2 separate regions of the Homo sapiens genome follow, and region 1 is linked to region 2. Evidence: read pairs that join two places in POLR2A ChIA-PET (ENCODE). Cell type or tissue: PC-9. All regions are shown on one strand. Links, peaks and the distances in the headings refer to the core of each region. The heading gives the core; the rest is flanking DNA.

The links. ChIA-PET counts read pairs that join two places held together with the same protein. Peaks named below come from ENCODE experiments on the same cell type or tissue, not always from the same donor. Only the 100,000 strongest peaks of a DNase experiment are listed, where the experiment ranks them.
Region 1: POLR2A ChIA-PET joins it to region 2 with 6 read pairs; 6 of 35 experiments call an interaction of 5 or more read pairs at or near these places.

What each region holds. Positions count from the first base shown.
Region 1 is chr16:58,385,727-58,388,526 of GRCh38, forward strand. No RefSeq gene overlaps it. Among named protein-coding and RNA genes, the nearest start is that of GINS3, 5.3 kb to the right of the region's middle. In PC-9, for the core only: no CTCF peak of the experiment used is centred there; no DNase peak of the experiment used is centred there.
Region 2 is chr16:58,461,819-58,464,618 of GRCh38, forward strand. LINC02137 (long intergenic non-protein coding RNA 2137) reads left to right here. Exons shown (of 4, transcript NR_187253.1): 4 at 336-1,043. It also overlaps a transcript of NDRG4 not described here. Among named protein-coding and RNA genes, the nearest start is that of NDRG4, 37 kb to the right of the region's middle. In PC-9, for the core only: no CTCF peak of the experiment used is centred there; no DNase peak of the experiment used is centred there; H3K4me3 peaks cover 788 bases; H3K27me3 peaks cover 37 bases.

The sequences.
Region 1 (2,800 bases), core at 42-2,541, 76 kb before region 2:
GTGGTACTGTAATTTCAAAACTCACAAAAAACTGTAATAATTTGATCTCATAGGAGATAAATTCTACCTGATTTTTCGCAGGAAAAAGTTGGAGAACAATACTTTATCACCTTCAAGTATATTTGGTAACTGGAACTGAAGGGGAGACAAGTGTAGCCAAGCCTAGACCAAGGATGCCCATCAATAATGACAGCTATTTAACAAATGTTCCTTGAGTGCTTGCTATGTGCCAGGTATTCTCTGAGGTGCTGAGGATGCAGCACTAAACAAACATATGAATAAATGATGATAAGAAGGACATTGATTGAGCTCTTATTGTGGGCTAGGCCCTGAGCTCAGTGCTGTGTATACAGTTGACCCTTGAATAACACTGGTTGATTTGAACTGCATGAGTCCCCACTTATACGTGAAGCTTTTTTCAATAAAAGTTATACCATGGGCCAGGCATGGTGGCTCACGCCTGTAATCCCAGCACTTTGGGAGGCCAAGGCGGGCAGATCATGAGGTCAGGAGTTCGAGACCAGCCTTACCAATATGGTAAAACCCCATCTCTACTAAAAATACAAAGGTTAGGCCGGACACGGTGGCTCATGCCTGTAATCCCAGCACTTTGGGAGGCCGAGGTGGGCAGATCACGAGGTCAGGAGATCGAGACTACGGTGAAACCCTGTCTGTGCTAAAAATACAAAAAATTAGCCAGCTGTGGTGGCAGGCGCCTGTAGTCCCAGCTACTCCGGAGGCTGAGGCAGGAGAATGGTGTGAACCGGGGAGGTGGAGCTTGCAGTGAGCCGAGATTGTGCCACTGCACCCCAGCCTCGGCAACAGAGCGAGACTCCATTTCAAAAAAAAAAAAATTGTACCGTGTGTGTCTGACTCTCCTGCCTCCCCTTGCAGGTCCTCCACTTCTTCCACCTTGGCTACCCCTGAGATAGCAAGACCAATCCTTCCTCTTCTTCCTCCTTCTCAGTCTACACAACAAGAAGACGACAAGGATGAAGGCCTTTATCATGACTCACTTCCATTCAATGAATAGTAAATGTATTTTCTCTTCCTTATGGTTTTCTTAACATTTTCTTTTATTTGGCTTACTTTATTGTAAGAATACGGTATATAATACATATAGCATGCAAAAAATCTGTTAATCAACTGTTTAATAAGGCTTCTGTATATAATACATATAACATGCAAAATATCTGTTAATCAACTGTTATCAATAAGCCTTCTGGTCAACAGCAGGCTAGTAGTAGCTAAGTTTTTGGGAAGTCAAAAGCTATATGTAAGCCAGGTGCAGTGACTCACACCTATAATCCCAGCACTTTGGGAGGCTGAGGTAGGAGGATTGCTTGAGGCCAGGCGTTCAAGACCAGCCTGGGCAACATAGCAAGATCCCACCTCTATAAAAATTTTAAAAATAATTTTTTAAATTTAAAATGTTATATGTAGATTTTTAACTGTGTAGGGGTCAGTGCCCTGACCTTCTCATTGTTCAAGGGCCAACTGTGTATTAGCTTATTTGTCCCACCTGCACCACAACTCTGTGAGCTACTATCATTATCTCCATTTTACAGATACAGAAGCTTCTGAGAGGTAACTGACCCAAAGTTACAAAGCCAATTAAAGTGGTAAAAATTGGACCCTACTCAGGCCTGTTGGCTTCCTGAAGTAACACAGCAATTGAGTAGAAACGGCTGCTGGAAATGCTTCATAGGTAGGGAACTAAGCCATTTAAAATTTTATTTGCTTAAGCATTCCTTTTTTATAGTTGATATAAAGGTAAAATTCAGTACAGTTCTACCAAAACTCAAAATCTGCATTACTGGAGCCCAGTCAATGAACTTTCACCATGATATTAATGACTTAAGCTCGTGCATGGATCTACAGAATTATACTGTGATTAACATGCACCTTGGCAAACAATTTTTTTTTTTTTTGAGACAGAGTCTCCCTCTATGGCCCAGGCTGGAGTGCAGTGACGTGACCTCAGCTCACTGCAACCTCCGCCTGCCGGGTTCAAGCAATTCTCCTGCCTCAGCCTCCCAAGTAGCTGGGACTACAGGTGCGCACCACCATGCTCAGCTAATTTTTTGTATTTTTAGTAGAGAGGGGTTTCACCAGGCTGGCCAGGCTGATCTCAAACTCCTGACCTTGTGATCTACCTGCCTCAGCCTCCCAAAGTGCTGGAATTACAGACGTGAGCCACCGCGCCCGGCAAATTATTTTTTAGCCACTTTAACTTAGTATTTTCAGTGTTTTACTGCTACATTTTGTAACCACTCTAATATTTACATATCATCTGTACTATTATTTACTTAAAACTTTTACTTAATGTTTTAAAGGAAATTTAATATCACTGCTCTAAATAAAGAGACACTAAATCACTCAATAAATATTTACAAAGTGCCTAATACATACTAGGCAGCGGGGATATAGCAGTGAAAAAGAGACTAAAAAATATCCCCACCCTCATGGAGCTAATGTTTTAGTAGGGGTGACAGACAATAAACAAGATAAAAGGACGGGCAAGGTGGCTCACACCTGTAATGCCAGCACTTTGGGAGGCCGAGGTGGGCAGATCACTTGAGGTCAGGAGTTCGAGACCAGCCTGGCCAACATGGTGAAACCCCGTCTCTACTAAAAATACAAGTTAGCGGGGCTTGGTGGCTGATGCCTGTAATCCCAGCTACTCGGGAAGCTGAGGCAGGAGAATCACTTGAACCCTGGAGGTGGAGGTTGCAGTGAGCAGAGATTGTGCCATTGCACTCCAGCCTGGGCAACAAGAGAGAAACTCCTTCTCAAAAGA
Region 2 (2,800 bases), core at 238-2,737:
TACATGGATAGTCTGCATGAGTTCAAGGCCACTGCAGACACCATGTCTCAGACAGGCGTGTCATAGTGTCAAAGCTCCTGTTAGGCAGCCTGCAGAACAGCCTAGGCCCCGTGAATTATGTCACTAGAACATCAACAATTAATTTTGTCCAATGACAAAGTCTGAAATGACTGAAAAGGGTAGGACTCAGGTAAGCCTGAAAGAATCTCTCATGCGATAATAACAATTTCATCATGAATAATAATAATGACCATGTATTGAACACTTAAACTTAAGTCATGCGTCTGGCACTATATTAAGCATTTTCTTTATATTCTGTTATTTAATCTTTACAGGAATCCTGAGGTCAGCATCATCCCAATTTCACAGAGTATGACATGACGTCTCAGAGAGGGTAAGCAGCTTGCCAAACATTCCACAGCCAGGAAGCTGTAGGACCAGCCTGTGCTCCTAAGGACTGGCTCCTGGCTGCTATATATAGAACTAAGCCTGGTGGAGGTGTCAGAAATAGAGGTTCACTTCTGTCATCACCGACCTCCCTCCACACCTTTGCAAAGGAGGAAACTGAGAGGCAGGGATTTCCGCAGAGCAAGGAACCCAAATTGCTGCCTCCTGTGATTTATACACTGCACCCCAAGCTGTAGGGGTAACCCAAGGACAAAGCTGTAACCCAAGCGGGAACATATGCCCCATCTGGGGCCACCAAAATCTTACCAGCTTCCTCAGCTGGTGGATCGGTTAATTCACGGCCACAGCCCCCTGGAGCTGGGGGAAAGGAAAACCAGGGCGTCTCCGCAAACCAGCCCAGAGAGAGGTCTGCGGAAGGGCCCGGAAGCCTGCAGGCCCCTCTGCACCCCCAACCCCACCGCCATCCTGGACCTCCAAGATGACCTGGTCCAACAGAGTCCTGCATGGAAAAGACTGGAACCCAGGGAGGAGCAGAGCCCCGCCCAAGGTCACCGGCCGAGCCTGAATAGAACCCGGTTCTCCAGGAGCCCTGTCTTTAGCTGTCTTGTCCAAATAAAATTTTTCAGGCCATCAGATTTCCGTACTCCCTGGAGTGGGACTTCATCTGGGACCAAAGGAGGGCTGGTGAGGGGAGTGGCAGGAGGGAGGAGTGCCTCGGGGCCCCGAGCAGGATGAGCCTGAGGAAGAGACGGGTCCCCATGTTCCCTTTCCCGCTCAGATAATGGAGGTGAATTGAGGGGAGCAGAGACCTCCCCACCTTCAGGGTGGGACCCTGAGGGACCAGGACACCTTTGCTAGGGGATGTCCCTCCTCACTCCTGCACAAGTTCCTCAAGGACACCCTCGGGCTCCGAAAACGGGGGGAGGGGGACGACGCCCCAGAGGCCCCTGAGCCCCTGGTTCTTCCCGACCCTAAGGGCTTTTCTCCCTCGGTTCCCAGGCGGCGACGGCGGGTAGCGCGAAGCAGCAGGCGCAGGGGCGCTGGGATGGGGATGTCTCTGCAGGTCTAAGGTTCCCCTTGGGAGTCTAAACAAAGACTACGGCAGCGCCGTCCCCTCCCCCGGGAACCCGACGCCGCGCGGCCACAGGGGGCCTGGAGGGGCGGGCAGGGCCTCGCAGCGCACCCAGCACAGTCCGCGCGGCGGAGCGGGTGAGAAGTCGGCGGGGGCGCGGATCGACCGGGGTGTCCCCCAGGCTCCGCGTCGCGGTCCCCGCTCGCCCTCCCGCCCGCCCACCGGGCACCCCAGCCGCGCAGAAGGCGGAAGCCACGCGCGAGGGACCGCGGTCCGTCCGGGACTAGCCCCAGGCCCGGCACCGCCCCGCGGGCCGAGCGCCCACACCCGCCAAACCCACGCGGGCACGCCCCCGCGGCGCACCGCCCCCAGCCCGGCCTCCGCCCCTGCAGCCGCGGGCACGCGGAGGGGCTCCTGGCTGCCCGCACCTGCACCCGCGCGTCGGCGGCGCCGAAGCCCCGCTCCCCGCCTGCGCGTCTGTCTCGTCCGCATCTCCGCGGTGAGTCGGCGGCGCCCTCGCCCCTGAGCCCAGGGCCAGCTTCTCTCGCCGCCGCGGCTGCTGCGCGCGTCCCCGCCCAGCCCAGCCCAGCCCCGAGCACGACCCCAGCCCCACGCACGACCCTAGCCCCGCGAGTCCCGCACCGACTCGCTCCCGCCCCATTTCGCCTCCGCGGGGGCGGCGCCCCCTCCTCCCCGCGGCTCCCGCTCTCCTTCCTCGCCTTCCCGGCCGCGCTGGGGACCCCCAGCCGCCGTCCGCGACCCCCCACCGCGACGCCCGGAGGCGGCGGGGTCTCTTTGTTCGGGCGGCGGGCACGGGGGACCACCTCCCACGGTGTCACCGCACCCACCCCGCGCCCTTCCTCCGCCTCCTGGAGTTCACCGGGACCAGGTGGCGGCGGGTGCCTTTTTGGGGGTGCGCGGCCATGCAATTGGTGGATTTTTTTAAACCGTTTTGGAGGGGGGAGCGCGGCGTTGGGGGCGGGAGAGCGCTCCTGGCTGTGAGCTGCTCCTGCCGCTTCGCTCCGCGCTCTCCTGCCGCTCCGCTCCGGGTCTCCCGCGCTCCTCTCCCCGGCTCGGCCGAGCGCGCTGCCCCGACGCCGCCACCCAGAGCCGGGCCGCGCCGGGCGCCGAGATGAAGGTGCTGGGACACCGGCTGGAGCTGCTCACAGGTACCGCCCGCCTGCCCCGCAGCCGGCCGCCACTTTCCGAGTTGGAGCGGACTCCGGGCGCGGCGGCCGGGGACTGGGGCGGCTCGGGTCTGAGCAGGAAGGGGTGCGGACCCCAACTAAGTCCTAGTTTTGTGCTACCTGTTTGTGTGCG